Linked DNA regions of Homo sapiens: region 1 is linked to region 2. Evidence: read pairs that join two places in POLR2A ChIA-PET (ENCODE). Cell type or tissue: PC-3. All regions are shown on one strand. Links, peaks and the distances in the headings refer to the core of each region. The heading gives the core; the rest is flanking DNA. Region 1 has its middle 36 kb from the start of ITSN2. Region 2 overlaps ITSN2 (intersectin 2).

Region 1 (8,340 bases), core at 249-8,248, 130 kb after region 2:
GCAAAACCCTGTCCCTGCCAAAAATATAAAAAATTAGCCAGGTGTTGTGGTGCACACCTGTAGTCCCAGCTACACAGGAGGCTGAGGCAGGAGAATCGCTTGAACCTGGGAGGCAGAGGTTGCAGTGAGCTGAGATCACACCACTGTACTCTAGCCTGGGTAGGCAACAAAGTAAGACTCTGTCTCAAAAAAAAAAAAAAAAAAAAAAAAGAAAAGAAAAGAAAAATGGAGTTCTAGGGGTCTGAGTGAGCCATGTAAGGTTTTTCAATGGATCCTTCTCTTTTCATCTGTAACATGAATTTCTGCCTTTAGAGATACCTGGTGCCTCCAAATTCTGAGCATGTCCAAGATCCTCTGGCAATATCAGTTTTCTTCTCATTAGCATACTCTTGGTTTTAAGCTTTCATAATTTGAGTAACACTAGTAATTTCTATCTTCCAGAAATCTGCTGACATTGCTTGTCTGCACCTGTGTTCGTTCTGTGTTTTGTCCCTCCACATCCATTAGCCATATTTTTCTGCCCCGCTCCGTATCCTGAGAAGATAACACCTATGGACTTGCACTCCTTTGATTTTTGGCATCCAGTTCGATTCAGCTAACTGGAGTGACTGGAAGAAGAATGCAGAGTGGGAGGGGATAGAATAATAGATGTAAGCGCATTTATTGCCATTGCTGTGCCCCCTTTTTATGTGCCTCTTCCCTGGAGGCTGCTGTGTTGGTAGTGGCAGAAAACTTGTACCTAACTCCATGGCTCCCCTAGGGTGACTTTCTCCTATGCCTGGAGTTCTTACCAGGTTACAGTAATTATTCTTTCCACTTGCCCCTTGAGGCCTAGGGATGGTGACAGCTTCCCAGTGTTGCTAGTGCCTGGGTACTTTAGCATCTCTTTTTGGTTCTCTTAATCCTGCCCACACCTCTGTAAATAGTTTCCTCATTAAATTTTCTTCATTTCTCCTTTGAGCATGCCAATCTGTTTCCTGCCAGAACTCTAACTGCTATGTTGCTGTTCACGTTCCCCCTTTACTATGTTTATTCATTTCAAAAATTTTATTCTCATTTTAGCAGAGTTTCTGGAGGCAACAGAAATAAGTGTCATATGCTCAATCTGATGCGTTTAATTATTGAATATCCTTTTCTCCACTATCCCTATGCATAAGTATTTGACTCTACTTTCTTTTTCTTTCTTTTTTTTCTTTTTTTTTTTTTTTTTTTTTGAGACAGAATCTGGTTCTGTGCTCAGGCTGGAGTGCAGGGGCACGATCTCAGCTCACTGCAACCTCTGCCTCCTGGGATCAAGCCATCATCCCACTTCAGCCTCCCAAATAGCTGAGAGGGACCATAGGTGCATGCCACCACTCCTGGCTAATTTTTATACTTTTTTTTTTTTTTTTTTTGGTAGAGACAGGTTTTCACCATTGTTGCCCAGGCTGCTCTTGAACTCCTGAGCTCAGGCAATCCGCCCGCCTTGGCCTCCCAAAGTGCTGGGATTACAGGCGTGTTTTATCTGAGTTCCTTCCTCAGGAAAGAACCTTCAGGCCTCTCAAAAAAAGTGTCAAAGAACTAAAACTCACCAGATCACCACATCCTAACAGTGAGATGCTGGACCGCTCATTCATCATAATTGCTTCCGTGTCCCTCCCTAGTTCTGGATTTCTTGCACATTGTTACATTTCTTCCCTCCTATATAAACCCCTAGTTTTAGTCGGTCAGGGAGATGGATTTGAGATTGAGCTGCTGTGTCCTCGGCTGCAGCACCAGGTTAAAGCCTTCTTCCTTGGCAGTACTCGGCATCTTAGTGATTGGCTTTCTGTGTCACGAGCAGCAGGACCTAGACCGCACCCCTGGTGTTTCGGCAACATAAGCAGTATCTCACCAATGTTCTGTGACTTTCTTCCTTTGATTGCCTTGAAGTTTCTGATCTTGCTCTTCTTTCTTCAGAGGCCAGTTGAAGGCCACACCCCTGTCTGCTGTTGGCTCTCACTGATTTGTCTAAAGGCTGTGGGTACTTGGGGTCAAATTGTTGATGTTTGTGCTAGTGATGGTACTTCTTTTTTTCTTTTCTTTCTTTTTTTATTTTTTTGGAGACAGTCTCACTCTTTGCCCAGACTGGAGTGCAGCAGCACCATCTCAGCTCACTGCGACCTCCACCTCCCAGGTTCAAGCAATTCTCCTGCCTCAGCCTCTCAAGTAGCTGAGACTATAGAAGCGCATCACCATGCCTGGCTAATTTTTTTGTATTTTTAATAGAGACGGGGTTTCGCCAAGTTGACCAGGCTGGTCTTGAACACCTGTCCTCAAGGAATATTCCTGCCTTGACCTCCCAAAGTGCTGGGATTACAGGTGTGTGCCACTGCCCCCTGCCAGATGGATGCTATTTCTTGTCATTGCTGAAGCTGCTGGCTCCAATGCTGTTGACATTTCACACCCTCACTGCACCCACACGGGTATGTTCTTCTACACTGGAAGAAATTTTTCTCAATTCACAGGATCAGAAAATTACATTTTCTCCTATGCTTCTGCTTTTTTATGAATACTGTGGACATGCAACCAACTTTGCTTCTTTCTTTGAGCCGGCTGCTAGAAAGCTCTTAGCTAAATTTGCATTGTATTTCCAGAGGGTAGAGAGGGTCTTACAGTTTGTATGTATGTTTGGATAGTGCGTGTGTGTGTGTGTGTGTGTGTGTGTGTGTGTTTAATTGAGACAGGGTCTTACTCTGTCACCCAGGCTGGAGTGCAGTGGCGTGATAAGGGGTCACTGCAGCCTCAACCTGTCAGGCTCAAGTGATCCTCCTGCCTCAGCCCCCCAAGTAGCTGGGACTACAGGAATGCACCACCACACCCAGCTAATTAAACAAAAATTATTTTGGTAGAAATGGGGTCTCACTGTGTTGTCCAGGCCAGTCTCAAATTCTTCGGCTCAAGTGATCCTCCTGCCTCAGCCTCCCAAGGTGCTGGGATGACAGGTGTGAGCCATTGTGCCTGGCCTTGTATATGTTTTAAGTGAATTTTAGACTTCCTTTGTTTGTTTTACCCTTACGTTTTCACTTGTATGTTATTCATTCGATACTGTATTTATTTTGATAGGGTGACTCAAATCTTTTAATTTGGAACAAGGGGGGAGCAATGTATTATAAATAATTGAATAAATAAATAATTAAAAAGCTGCCTTTTATTAAAATCCCTCTATCTTAGAACTCAGGACTGAATTCATGGTAGCAATTTTGATTACCATAGCTTTTTTTTTTTTTTTTTTTTTTTTGAGACAGAGTTTTCGCTCTGTCGCCCAGGCTGGAGTGCAGTGGCACAATCTCAGCTCACTGCAAGCTCTGCCTCCCAGGTTCATGCCATTCTCCTGCCTCAGCCTCCCAAGTAGCTGGGACTACAGGCACCTGCCACCATGCCAGGCTAATTTTTTGTATTTTTTAGTAGAGACGGGGTTTCCCCGTGTTAGCCAGGATGGTCTCGATCTCCTGACCTTGTGATCCACCCGCCTTGGCCTCCCAAAGTTCTGGGATTACAGGCGTGAGCCACCACGCCCGGCCTGATTACTATAGCTTTATACTGAGTCTTAAACATGGGTAATATGATTCCTTCAACTTTATTCTTCTGTTTTAAAATTGTTGGCCTGGCGCGGTGGCTCATGCCTGTAATCCCAGCACTTTGGGAGGCGGAGGCAGGTGGATCACTTGAGGTCAGGAGTTTGAGACCAGACTGGCCAATGTGACAAAACCCCATCTCTACTAAAAATACAAAAAGTAGCCAGGCGTGGTGGCGGGTGCTTGTAATCCCAGCTACTCAGGAGGCTGAGGCAGGAGAATCGCTTGAACCCAGGAGGCAGAGGTTGCAGTGAGCCGAGATTGCGCTACTGCACTCCAGCCTGGGCAACAAGAGTGAAACTCTGTCTCAAAAAAAAAAATTGTTTTAGCTATTTTGTTGCTTTGCCTTTTCTATAAATTTTAGAATCAGCTTGTCTATATTCATAAACGCTACTGCAAGGATTTTTAATAACACTTTTATTGAACTATACAACTGAAGTCATAGTTATTTGCATTGTGATAATTCTATTTTTTATTTGTGTTACTCATTTGTCTAGCTTTAGTAACAATCTTTATCCTGTCTGGCAGGAAAGCAGGTGCATGGAGAATACTCCACTTGACAAATTGCTTTCCGATCGTATTCCTCTGTTTTCATCCACAATATTTGGCTTTGTCAGAAGCTTTTCTTCTCTAGCCTTGTTTCTGTCCCACTGTGAACACAGAGCCTTGCATGTGATTCCACATTACTCCCTAGAGTAATGTAGCTCGGTATCAAGGGAGATTTGAAATGGAAAAAAGCAGGAACCTCTGGCTATCTGTGGGTTGTTTGGGTAATTTTTAATATCCTGTTTTAAACTTACCTATTCTGTGTATTTAGAAATGATAACCTAAAAACTTTATGGAATTCCATACAAATTACTTTTGGTTGGGGGGTGGACTTATATTTGAAGATCATCTTACTGTGGCATATTTTGTTTTAAGAGAATGTGATAGGTTGACATATAAGTAGTTATGAAAATGAAAACCCAGTAGATAAAAGGGCAAAGACTAGAACAAGGACTTTACAGAAGAGAAAACCCAATGAGACAATAAATACAGGGAAAAATATTCAGCCTCATTAACCTCAAGGAAATGATACATCAAGATACAATTTTACACTCACCAGGCTGGCAAAAATAAAATCTGATAATATTGAGTGTTGACAATGTGGAGCAATGCAAATTATAATTATCTGCTGGTGGGTGACACAATAACTTTGAGAAATAATTTGGCATTGGCTAGTAAAGTTGAAGAGGTGTGTGTCATATAACCGGATGTTCCTACTTACAGGTACAAGTCCTAAAGAAACCCTCAAACATGTGCATCAGGGGACATGGACCAATCCAATCAAAGCTGTACAATTTATGATAGCATCACATTAGAAGCAGCACAAATGCCCAGCAGCAATGGAATGGATAGATTGCCGCATATCTATAGAATGGAATACTATACAACAGTGAAAATAAAGCAGTTACGACAACGTGGATGAATCTCAGAAAGATAATTTTGAATTTTCTGAATGAAAAAAATGCAAGGCACACAATGCATGGAATATGATTCCATTAAATTAAAACCCAAAAGCATGCATCTAAATGATGTAAGTATACAAACTTGTTAAACCTCTAAGAATTGCAAGATAACACAATATTTAGGATAGGATTTATTTCTTTTTCTTTCTTTTTTTTTTCTTTTTTCCTGGGACAGGGTCTGGTTCTGTCACCCGGGCTGGAGTGCAGTGGCAGGATCTCAACTCACTACAACCTCCACCTCCCAGGCTCAAGTGATCTTCCCACCTCTCAGCTTCATGAGTAGCTGGGACTATAGGTGTGCGCCACCATGCCTAGCTAATTTTTGTATTTTTTGTAGAGACAGGTTTTCATCATGTTGTCCAGGCTGGCCTTGAATTCCTGAGCTCAGACAATCCGCATGCCTTGGCATCCCAAAGTGTTGGGATTATAGGCGTGAGCCATCGTGCCTGGCCTTGGGTTTATTTCTAATAAACAAAGGAAATGCAAACAGAGAAGGCCACACAGATGATGATAATAGTCCTTATTTTCTTTCTTTTTTTTAGTCATATGAATGTCAGATTATAACCTTATTTTCTTAATTGAGTGATAGACACACAGGTATCTATGCTTTTTTAATCTCATTTTCTGGAGTATATATTATATATATTTTATATATATAATATTTATCTTCTTAATAATAAAATTACTTTTAAGTGAAAAGAAAGGTCACCAAAATGTTATGTCTTTAAACTTACAAAGTTAGTTATCACGTTTATTTCTGACTACTCAAAAAATTGCCCTTGCAGTTTAGACAAAATGCTACCCCAGATATCACAGCCAACGAAAGTGAGCTGCAAAGGATTTAGGTCACTAGTTTTAGCCACGTATTTTCATCATGTGCTTTCACTTTTAAATAAAAGAATGTCTTTATTCTTTAAAACATTTGCTTAAGATTTTGAAGCAGATAATATTTTAAAATAGTGGCTCTTAGCTCCTGGCTGTACATTAGAATCGCTCAGAGACTTAAATAACATAAAATATTGATGTCCAACCCCCATCCCAGATTAAATGAGTCAAAATCTCTGTTGGTGGGACCTGGGTTTTGGATTTTTCTTGAAAAATTCCCCAGATTATTCTTACTTAAAGGCATAATTGGAAAGTACCATTTTAAAGCAAATTTCTAAGCCAGCATTTCTAAATGTGGTTTACTGTCTACACCACATTGTTGGTGCAAAATTCTTAAGTGAATAGGAAATAAATTTGGTAGGTTTCTAGCATTTTGAAAATACAAGTAATTGGGAATAGAAAATATCAGAGTGGTCCTGGCACCGTGGCTCACGCCTGTAATCCCAGAACTTTGTGAGGCCGCGGCAGGCAGATCACGAGGTCGAGAGATCGAGACCATCCTGGCCAACATGGTGAAACCCCATCTCTACTAAAAATACAAAAATTAGCTGGGCGTGGTGGCACATGCCTGTAGTCCCAGCTACTCGGGAGGCTGAGGCAGGAGAATTGCTTGAACCAAGGAGGTGGAGGTTGCAGTGAGCTGAGATTGTGCCACTGCACTCCAGCCTAGCGACAGAGCGAGACTCCATCTTAAAACAACAAAAAAAAAAAAAAAGAAAAAAGAAAATATCAGGGTGCATCATATTTTTATTTCTGGAGTGTGTGTATGGGAGAGGTTATGTTTAATGAGTGGTCATGGAAAATACAGGATTTCATACTGTGAGCCACAGTATGTTTGAAAAACAGTTCTAAACAAGCCTAAGGTGCTATTAGGTATTCTTTTAAAACATTTTTAATTGGCAAGTAAAAATTGTGTATATATATTTTATATATATATATAAAATGTACACCATGATGTTTTGATATATGTACACACTGTGGAATAGCTAAGTTAGGTATTTTTCCCTACTGCAAAGTTGATCAAGCAGTAATATTGATACAGGAGTTAAGAAGAAATTACTTAGGCAGATAGTGAGGGCACAGAACTCCTTGGTAAGGTTTTCCTTTTAATGAAAAGCAGCCCCAAATAATTTTCCTTTCTAACAGCAGCCTGTAAAATTGAGCTGCACACGTAGACGCTGGCAGTTATGCCAAGCATGTTAAAAATGGCGGCTCCATCTTCCCTTCTCTGACAGCCACATGCACAGGAAGAAGCAGACAAGATGGCGCTGGCCAAGGGGAAAGTTCATTTGCATAGTATGATTAGAGTGGGTCTGCCAGCCTTCTCCTTGCCCTATGTAAACATCATACCTGATCAAGCCAATCTGCGAGTGCTATGTAAATCAGACACCGCATCCTCAAGCCTGACTATAAAATCTGGCACATCCACTGCCAGCCTTTTCCTCTCCAAAGTCCTCTCTCTCTCACTAGAGAGTGAGCTGTTTTCCTTTCTCTTTCTTTCTTTTGCCTTTTAAACCTCCACTCCTAAATTCCTCATGTGCGTTTGTGTCCTAACTTCTCTTGGTGTGAGATGATGAACCCTGGGTATTTATCCCAGACACTGTAGCTGATTCAATATCATATGATGGTTGCAATGCCTGTGTCCGAATCCTGGCTTTTCCACTCACCAGCTGTATGACTTCAGGCAAATTATCTAACCTCTTTGTGTCTATTCCCTCATCCTAAAAATCTCTTATAGTGCTTGCAGAGGAGTTCAGCAAACTGCACAGTCAGAGGGCACAGTCCTTCAAAGACTGCTCTTCAAACACCAGCTGCAAGTTTGAAGGGCCCCAAGGCCACCCTCAGTACAGACCAACGGGCTACAAATTCAGAGGTGCCCATGACCACCCTCAGGTTCGGTAATTCACTAGAAAGACTCACAGAACTCAGAGAGCGATTATACTCACTGTCACATTTATTACAGGTAAAGGATACAAATTAGAACCAGCCAGAGGAAGAGAATGCGTATGTGGAAGTCTGGCAGGAATCCAAATGCAGAGCTGCTGTCATCCCCATGCTGTGTTCCCCTCCCATCAACAAAGGGGACGATACTGAGAAGGAAACTCACCCAGCTCTTATGTCCAGAATTTTTATTAGGGCTTCGTACAATAGGCACAATTGATTGAATTATTGTCCACGTGGCTGAACCCAACTGCCAGTCTCCCTCCCCTGCCTGGAAGTCAGGGTGAAGTGACGTGGCCCAAAACCCCAGTCTTTTTTTTTTTTAACTTTTAACTAAAAAGTAAACTTGAATGTCGAAAATGCAAACTTGGGGAAGACAGAAAAGATCACACGCAAGGCTGTCACTTCGC
Region 2 (8,340 bases), core at 229-8,228:
TAGAAATTCTACAGTTATAGGTTCACATTTGACATCATATTTTACCTATTTTGAGTTAATCTGTGTATATGTTGCAAGGAACAAATTGAAATTCATTTTTTTGCATATGAATATCCATTGTTCCAATACCATTTGCTGAAAAGACTGTTCTTTTTCCACTGAGTTGCTTTTGCACCTCTGTCGAAAATCTGTTGTTTATACACACACACACACACACACACACACAAACACACGTAGCATGAATCTATTTACCTACTCTGTTCCATTGATCTATTTTCCTGTCTAGATGCTAATATCACAACTGTTTTGACTGCTGTAACTTTTATAATAAGCCTTAAATTCAGGTACTAAAAGATTTCCAACTTTGTTCCCTTTTCAAAGTTGTTTTGCTTTTGAATCATCTCGTCATTTGCTACAAAAACAAAAAGAAACAAAAAAAAAAAACAAAGCCTGCTGAGATTTTTGTTGTTGTTGTAGAGATGAGGTCTTGCTTTGCTGCCCGGGTTGATCTCGAACTCCTGGTCTCACGCAATCTTCCCATTTTGGTCTCCCAAAGTGTTAGGGTTACAGATGTGGATCACAGCACCTGGCTGCCTGTTAAAGTTTTGATGTAAATTGCTTTGAGTCTGTGTAAGAATTTGAGAAGAACAGACTTCTTATCTTTTTCTAAAAAATTTGTTTACACAGGACTTAAGAGAAGAACTGACTTCTTATCAATACTGAATCTTCCAATCCATGAACACTATATATCTTTCCATTTATTTCGGACTTCAATTTTTCTCAATAAAACTTTGTAACTTTCAATAAACAGGTCTTGCAAATCTTTTATCAGTTTTATCTGTATTTCATATTTTTATGCAATTGTAAATGGTATTTTAAATTTCAATTTCTGAATAGTCATCGTTTCTATACAGAACTACAACTGATTTTGTTATATTGATCTTGTATTCTGCAACCTTGCTAAACTCATTTAAATAGTTCTAGTAGCTTAATAGATTCTATGGGACTTTTTACATAGATTATCATGTCTTCTGCAAATCAATACAGTCTGTCTTCTCCTTTTCCAATCTTGATGCCTTTTACTCTATGGTAAGCCACTTTAGACCCATTAGGATTTTTCTCCTAGCAGATGTTGTCTCTCTAGTTTAAAGCTCTTAAAAGTTCAAACTTCTTAGTGTAGAATTTGAATACTCTGAAATTACAGTTTCTTTGTCAGGTTTCAACTTACCTTTCTAGCTTCATCTCTTACCATTTGTTCGATATTCTAGGCAAATAGTTATATGACATTCTTTAAAAACACCTGGCACATGCAAGCCTCAATGTTTTTATTTAAGGTATTCTCTTCTGCCCAGAATATTACATGGTTTAGAGGAAATACTACAGACTTGAGAGTTAAAAGAACCACATTTCAGTCTTAGCCATGCTACCTGGTTATCCTTCGTTAAGATAATGAATGCTATCTTGTGTGCTTTGTCATCTACAAATTTGGGGGGAAATACCTGTGCTGCCCTCCTCTAGGGTATCTTTCAGAATTAAATTGAGTATATTTATGAAGGCGCTTTGGAAACTGTAAAGCACTAAGCAAATATAAGGCATAATCCTTCAAGGCCTTCCTCCATCCTATCCTTGGGAAAAATGTTCCCCAATTCTATTTGGTTGTTTTTCCTTCATTCTCTGGGTTCCCACAGTACTTACTCATATAAATTAGTATTGAAATTTATCATGTTATATTTTGTACAGTAATACACATTTCTTTTTTTTCCTAGACTGTGGTCTCCTTATTCATTTTTGTATGTCACCAGAGGCACATGGTTACAAACTCAACAAATGTTAACTTGAATGGATTATTCTAAATTTGATTAACAATAGACTTAAAGCTTAATTAGTAATAAATGGATTATTAGGGCAACTTCATTTATGTTTATGGTAAATAATTCTCATTTTAATGTTATATGTCTGGCTATTTATTACATCATGAATGAAATATTTAGAAAACTCCTAAACCAGAGCTGCTATGGCTAAACTGTATGATGTCACAGTAATGTAGCTCCCATAAAATGGTGTTCTAAAATAGTTAGAATGAAAGCAAACACTTATGAAATATTATCCTGTAAATCTAGTTTAAGACTAGTTTAAAATAGTTAAGTCTGCCAGGCACGGTGGTTCATGCCTGTAATCACAGCACTTTGGGAAGCCAAGGTAAGAGGGTTGCTTGAGGCCAGGAGTTTGAGACAAGCGTAGGCAACATAGTGAGAAACTCCATCTCCACAAAAAAAAAAAAAAAAAAAAATAGCCAGGTGTGGTGGTGTGTGCCTGTAGTCTCCACTACTCAAGAGGTTGAGGTGGGAGGATGGCGTGAGCTCGGGTGGTCGAGGCTGTAGTGAGCCATGATCCCGCCACTGCACTCCAGCCTGGGTAACAGATTGAGACCCAGTTTCAAAAATAAATAAATAAATAAAATAAAATAGCTAAGCCAGAGCAATATAAATTCAGACAAGAATACAATAAACCCTGAGGAATTACACAAACCAAAGTATTTCAATGCTGCAAAATGCTCAGCATTGTACCTGATTTAAATGTATTGTCTTGGACATGGATGACGCTGAAAACCATCATTCCCAGCAAACTAACACAGAAACAGAAAACCAAACACCACATGTTCTCACTCACAAGTGGGAGTTGAACAATGAGAACACATGGACACAGGGAGGGGAACATCACACAGCGGGACCTGTCAGGGGGTGGGGGACTAGGGGAGGAAAGCATTAGGAGAAATACCTAACGTAGATGACAGGTTGATGGGTGCAGCAAACCACCATGGCACATGTATACCTATGTAACAAACCTGCACGTTCTGCACATGTATCCCAGAACTTAAAGTATAAAAAAAAAAAAAAAGTATGGTCTTAAGGAAAGGAATCACCGTAAGCTATGAGTATTGGCTATATATAGGTACACATATGTACATACATACATACACACACACACATTTACCACATTTACTTACATGCCCTTCCTACTTTCCTTTCTACCTCCCTTCACTGACGGACTTGGCTGGCTGGCTGACTTTTCAGACAGGGTCTTACTCTGTCACCCAGGCTACTAGAGTGCAGTGGTGCAATCACAGCTCACTGTAGCCTTGACCTCCTGGGCTCAAGTGATTCTGCCACCTCAGTCTCCACAGCAGGTGGGACTACAGGTGCACACCACCAAGCCCCGCTAATTTTTTTTTACTTTTTGTAGAAACAGGGTCTTCCTATGTTGCCCAGGCTGGTCTCTAACGCCAGTACCTACGTGATACTCCTGCCTCGGCCTCTCAAAGTGCTGGGATTATGGGTGTGCACCTGCACCTGGCCAAAAGCTTTTAAAAGTATTAATTTCTAGATACACTTTTTCCTAGTGTTTTCAACCTAATCAAGAAGAAAAATCTCGTTCATTTATTCTGTAGTTAGGCCAAGTTGTTTTAGTAAGAGGTCAATTTTAATCTCTTTCACATCTGTCATTTATAGTTGTAATTAATTTTTAGTTGTTAATTTACATACTGAGTTAAACTGAACATTTTATATAAATTCTCACAGGCCTAGCAAAACTACTTATTACTTCTTCTTAACTACTTATTAATTAATGTTAGCAAAATAGCATTAACAGATTAGAAGGCTAGAAAAACATTTCAGCTTGTCATCGAAAATGTGGCCAAGACTCAGTGGAATTTCTAATCCTTTTCACTTTCAATGAAACCTCCGGTAACACCCTCATCCATTAAGTTGATCAGACCTTGCCTCCTATCTTACCGGGAATTTGGAAGTCCTGGGACCTGACTTCATCTTCTACTTCAGCAAAATTTACTTTAATCCCTCCCACCCTTTCTTCCTGCCCTCTAATGACAAAGGATAAGGTATTCAATCCTTCTACCACTCTCTTCCAGGGCTCCAGATTCCAGCCTTCTAGCCTTTTCAAGAATCTTCCTCATCTCCATCTATTAGTCAGAACAGGGAGGTTTGACAAGGAACATGAAGTGCCTTCCTGATGCTGTACGTTCTACACACTGATCTGAGGGGGGCTTCACAGATACACAGATGTGTACACATTCTTTGAGCTGTATACTTATGGTTGTACACTTTGCTATATATAAATTATACTTTAATAAGAAAAAACAATCTTTATCAGTTATTTATACTCTTTCCATTATCATTAACCTGTTTCCTCTCTGCAGATCCTTTCTACTATTATTTAAACTTGCTCAAGCTTCAGCCAACTTTAAAAAAAAAAAAAACTTCCCTCAACCCACATTTCTCATTATTTACTACCTTCTCTCCTTCTCCCTTTCAAAGCCAAGCTCATTCAAAGAGTTTTATATATTCACTGTCTCCTCTTCCTCTCTTCCAATTTATTCCAACTCACTGAAATCTGGCTTCTCGCTCTACTAGTCCACTTAACTGATACTGCTGTCCTCAAGTTAACAACACCTGTGCTATTGCTAATCTAATAATTTTTTTAGTCCTTGTTTTATTTCACTTGCAGATCACTCTTCTCAAAGTTCCCTAACATTAAACTCTCCTGTTTTTTTTTTTTTCCTACTACTAGTCACTCCTTTTAAGGCTCCACTTCCTCTAATAATTCCTTCAGTGTCCATGTTTCTCAGGAACTGCATCCTCAATCCTCTTCTCTCTCACGTTACTACTCCCCTGGATGAGCTCCATTACTCTCATGTCTTCCAACACCATCACATCACACTGGCGACATCCAGATTTACATCCTCAGCCCAGACCGCTGCCTGACATCTCTCTAGGTACTCTGGAGATCCAACTACTACTGCCTGGACATCTGAAACTCATACAAAACTGAACTCATAATTCTACTTATATATTCCCCCTCTGATTTTCCCTCTTAGGAAATGACACCATCATTAACCAATTTGTTCAAATCAGGCAACTCATGACTGACAGTAGTAACTCATGACTAATACTTCATGTTAATGATTCAGCAGAGTACACAAGCACCCAAGACACACAGCTAACTTTATGTTTCTGTTGTCACTGCCACCAGAATGGCTCTCTGACCATGGGAGAGGTCTGTGCTAAAGCTGGTAGCAGTCTACAACCTTTTCCTTACCTTCCTTCCTCTACTGCTTTAGGTTGTCACGCTTTTTCATTAGCCTACAAGCGTGTTAAGAGCAGAGATAATGTCTTATTCACTAAATCCCTAGTCTAACATAGTCAGCCCTCAAAAAATATTTGTTGAAATAAATAAAAAATATAACCAAAAATATAAGTAAACTCTTGACCAAACACGCCCAGAGATTGGTTGTATCTCTTCATCCAGACACCATCACCAACAAGGAGAGGAGGAATGGTAGGAAGAGCAGACAGTGGACTTGGGCTGGTTGTAGAACAAACCTCTCCCCCTGCTCGGGCACAGCTCCGGTACTACTAATAGCGGCAATGGCAAGAGCAGGAATGTGTGTTTAGGGTTTATCTTGGGTGCTAGCGTTTTGGTAAATTTTTTTCCCTAGTATCATTAAACATTTGCCACCTAACTGATAAATCACACTAACTGGTGACAGTGCAGGGGGAGCGGGGGAAAGAGGCACTGGCTAGATACTCTGGCTAGATACTCTGGTTAACATTAGTTTAACAAGAAGAAAACAGAAGCAGAGACTAAAATCCAAGTTTGTGTGCTTCTAAAGCCTGTACTCTTTCCATTATGTCCTACTGGCTCTATCAAACACTACTCCTGGGATCTTCTCTTATTCATGTATTTTATATGGATTGTGATAACACAATAAAGACTTTCGTTCCAAGGAACAAATTGCCTGTATCCAGTTAGGGCTGTGGAATCTAACTCCTTCAATTCTTTTAACAGTTGCTGTATGGCATAGCAGAAACAACGCTGGATTTGGAAATAAAAAAACACATAACTGCATCCCATTCTGGCACTGCAATGCTGACAGTTACAACTTGTGTGAGTTTAAGCTTCCTTGGCTAGAACTTAGTTAGTAATAATAACTGTCCTATGCAGCTCTGAAGTATGTTGTAAAGTCCAAATGAGGTAATGTTTAAGAAACATTTTACAAAGGTAAATATATGAAATTAATGGTCAACATTACTACAGAAACTAATATATTACAATGTATTTAGGTTATTCATGATTAAAAAAAAAATTCATTTCCTACCTGAATTATATCTCCAGAATTAAAACTCATCTCATCATGGTTCCTTGCTTCAAAGGGGTATAATGCTCTATAATTCACCAAAACACTAGCTGTCTCACCTAAAGAGAAGACAATTGTCATTATTTGCAACTTACATGTATACATCTTTGCTATGACTCAATAAAGAGCTCTAAAACCTAAAAGAAAAAATCAAGCACCAAATACTACAATGAAAATCCACTTGATACAGACTTGCTAGGATTTCAGTATCTTGACTAGTCATCTAATAAAAAAGCAAACAAGGATGCTCATCTTAAGTAAGGTAGGAGGCAGCAAAACAAAGAGATGACTTGCGGGATGAAGCACACACATGGGTAGAAAGGAAAGTGCAGGAGTGGGGGCCAGGCTGAGCTGTACAAAGTGGAAGGAGACCAAGCAAAGAGAGGCTTGGTTTGATCTGTGGAGGTCTGAATATAACAGGGAAGTAAAGGACAAAAAGGGGGGTCTCAAAAGATAAGAATAGCAAGTTAACAGGGATGGCTGAAGAAAAATCTATACATCTATCAGAATGGTTCTAAAAGGAAAACAGTGGAAGAGTACACAAATATACTGAATTTGATAAGAATAAAATTGTTTACTTTGTTCATCTTTAGAATGTTTTAACTTATAAAATTTCAACAAACTGTATCATTAATAATGATTCAAAGGGTTCATGTATCTAAAAGAGATACAATACTACTAAAAGTATTGTGGAAATGGACTGAGGTGTATCAAAATTTTACTGTTGTTTCATTAAAATAAATAGCTTAGTTATAGTGGTTGAATAAAATATTTAAAACTATTTTACTTCAATTATGAAAACCATGTCTGAGTCTTTTCACAATCAGTAGTAACTATCTTCTTTTCTCCTGCTGTGCTAAGATTTCTACTGCTGTGTTAAGATTTCAGTCTGTTTTAATAAGCCTACTGCTTTTTATCCAAGTTTAATTTATAAAAAGGTTTTTTCTGACTCTACAATTAGTATCTTTCTAATTTTCTTCCCTTTTTTTGTCTCTTATCAGGTCATTTTTTTCTTGTTGCATTTGTTCTACTGTCTCAAAGTATCCTTATCCTTACGTTTTTTCTCCTCAGCTTTCAAAGTATCCTTATCCTTACGTTGTTTCTCCTCAGCTTTCCGTTCCTCTTCTTGAATTTTTTCTTGTGTTTTTTCTTCCTGGAGTCGCTTTTGTTTTTCTTCTTCCTCCTTTCTAAGATTTTCTTTCCATAAGTTTTCTTTTCCTTGCTTTGCTTTCCTTTACATAAAAGAAAAAGAGTTTGTATAATGTCCTAGAAATTTTTTACACTAAATAAAAACATACTAAGATCTGGTTCCTGTCAAGGTGAAGAACTAGCAATGAAGTATTAGTACAGGGGTGGGGAGAAACTGCTGAGATCAGAGGTGAAAGGAAAACAAATCAATCAATCAATCAAGAAAAGCTTTGGAAGCTTTGGATTGATTAGTGGATGCACTGGGGTGTATGACTGACAATTTCCCACACCCAAAAATTCCCTCCTGCTAACCAACCTCCAAACTCAAGAAAAAAAGAAAAAGGTTGAAATGGAACCATTCAGCAAATAAATCTAAAAATTACATCTAAGTTTCCTTCCTTTCTCTCCAGATATTTGACAAGAACTGTCTTCCAGCTGTTATTCCCACTGTCCTATCTAATCTTTGTTTCAGGGGTTTAGTCATTGTTGCTGTGGAAATAGGAAATGCTTCTAGAAAAACAACCTACTTTTTTTTTTTTTTTTTTTTTTAAAGAGAGAGGGTCTTACTCTATGGCCCAGGCTAGAGTACAGTGGTTCAATCACAGGTCACTGCAGCCTGGATCTCCTGGGCTCAAGTGATCCTCCTGCCTCAGCCTCCAAAGTAGCTAGCACTACAGGCACATGCCACTATACCTAGCCAACTTTTTAATTTCTTTTTTATAAAGACAGGGTCTTGCTATGTTGCCCAGTCTGGTCTGGAACTCCTGGCCTCAAGTAATCTTCCCTCCTTGGCCTCCAAAGTGCTGAGATTACGGGCATGAGCCACTGCGCCCAGTCTACTTTTTATATTATTACTTCAAAAAGTCTTTTTTGTTTGCTTAGATAATAGAGCATTTCTCCTCTCTAGGTCCACGTGCTTTGGTAAACATTTCAATGAAATC

What was found. Peaks named below come from ENCODE experiments on the same cell type or tissue, not always from the same donor. Only the 100,000 strongest peaks of a DNase experiment are listed, where the experiment ranks them.
Region 1: POLR2A ChIA-PET joins it to region 2 with 13 read pairs; 3 of 35 experiments call an interaction of 5 or more read pairs at or near these places.

What each region holds. Positions count from the first base shown.
Region 1 is chr2:24,392,290-24,400,629 of GRCh38, forward strand. No RefSeq gene overlaps it. Among named protein-coding and RNA genes, the nearest start is that of ITSN2, 36 kb to the left of the region's middle. RefSeq lists enhancers at 7,171-7,465, 7,872-8,340. In PC-3, for the core only: no CTCF peak of the experiment used is centred there; no DNase peak of the experiment used is centred there.
Region 2 is chr2:24,264,499-24,272,838 of GRCh38, forward strand. ITSN2 (intersectin 2) reads right to left here. Exons shown (of 40, transcript NM_006277.3): 19 at 7,268-7,443; 20 at 6,173-6,270. Among named protein-coding and RNA genes, the nearest start is that of ITSN2, 92 kb to the right of the region's middle. In PC-3, for the core only: no CTCF peak of the experiment used is centred there; a DNase peak (open chromatin) is centred at 4,973; H3K27ac peaks cover 1,573 bases.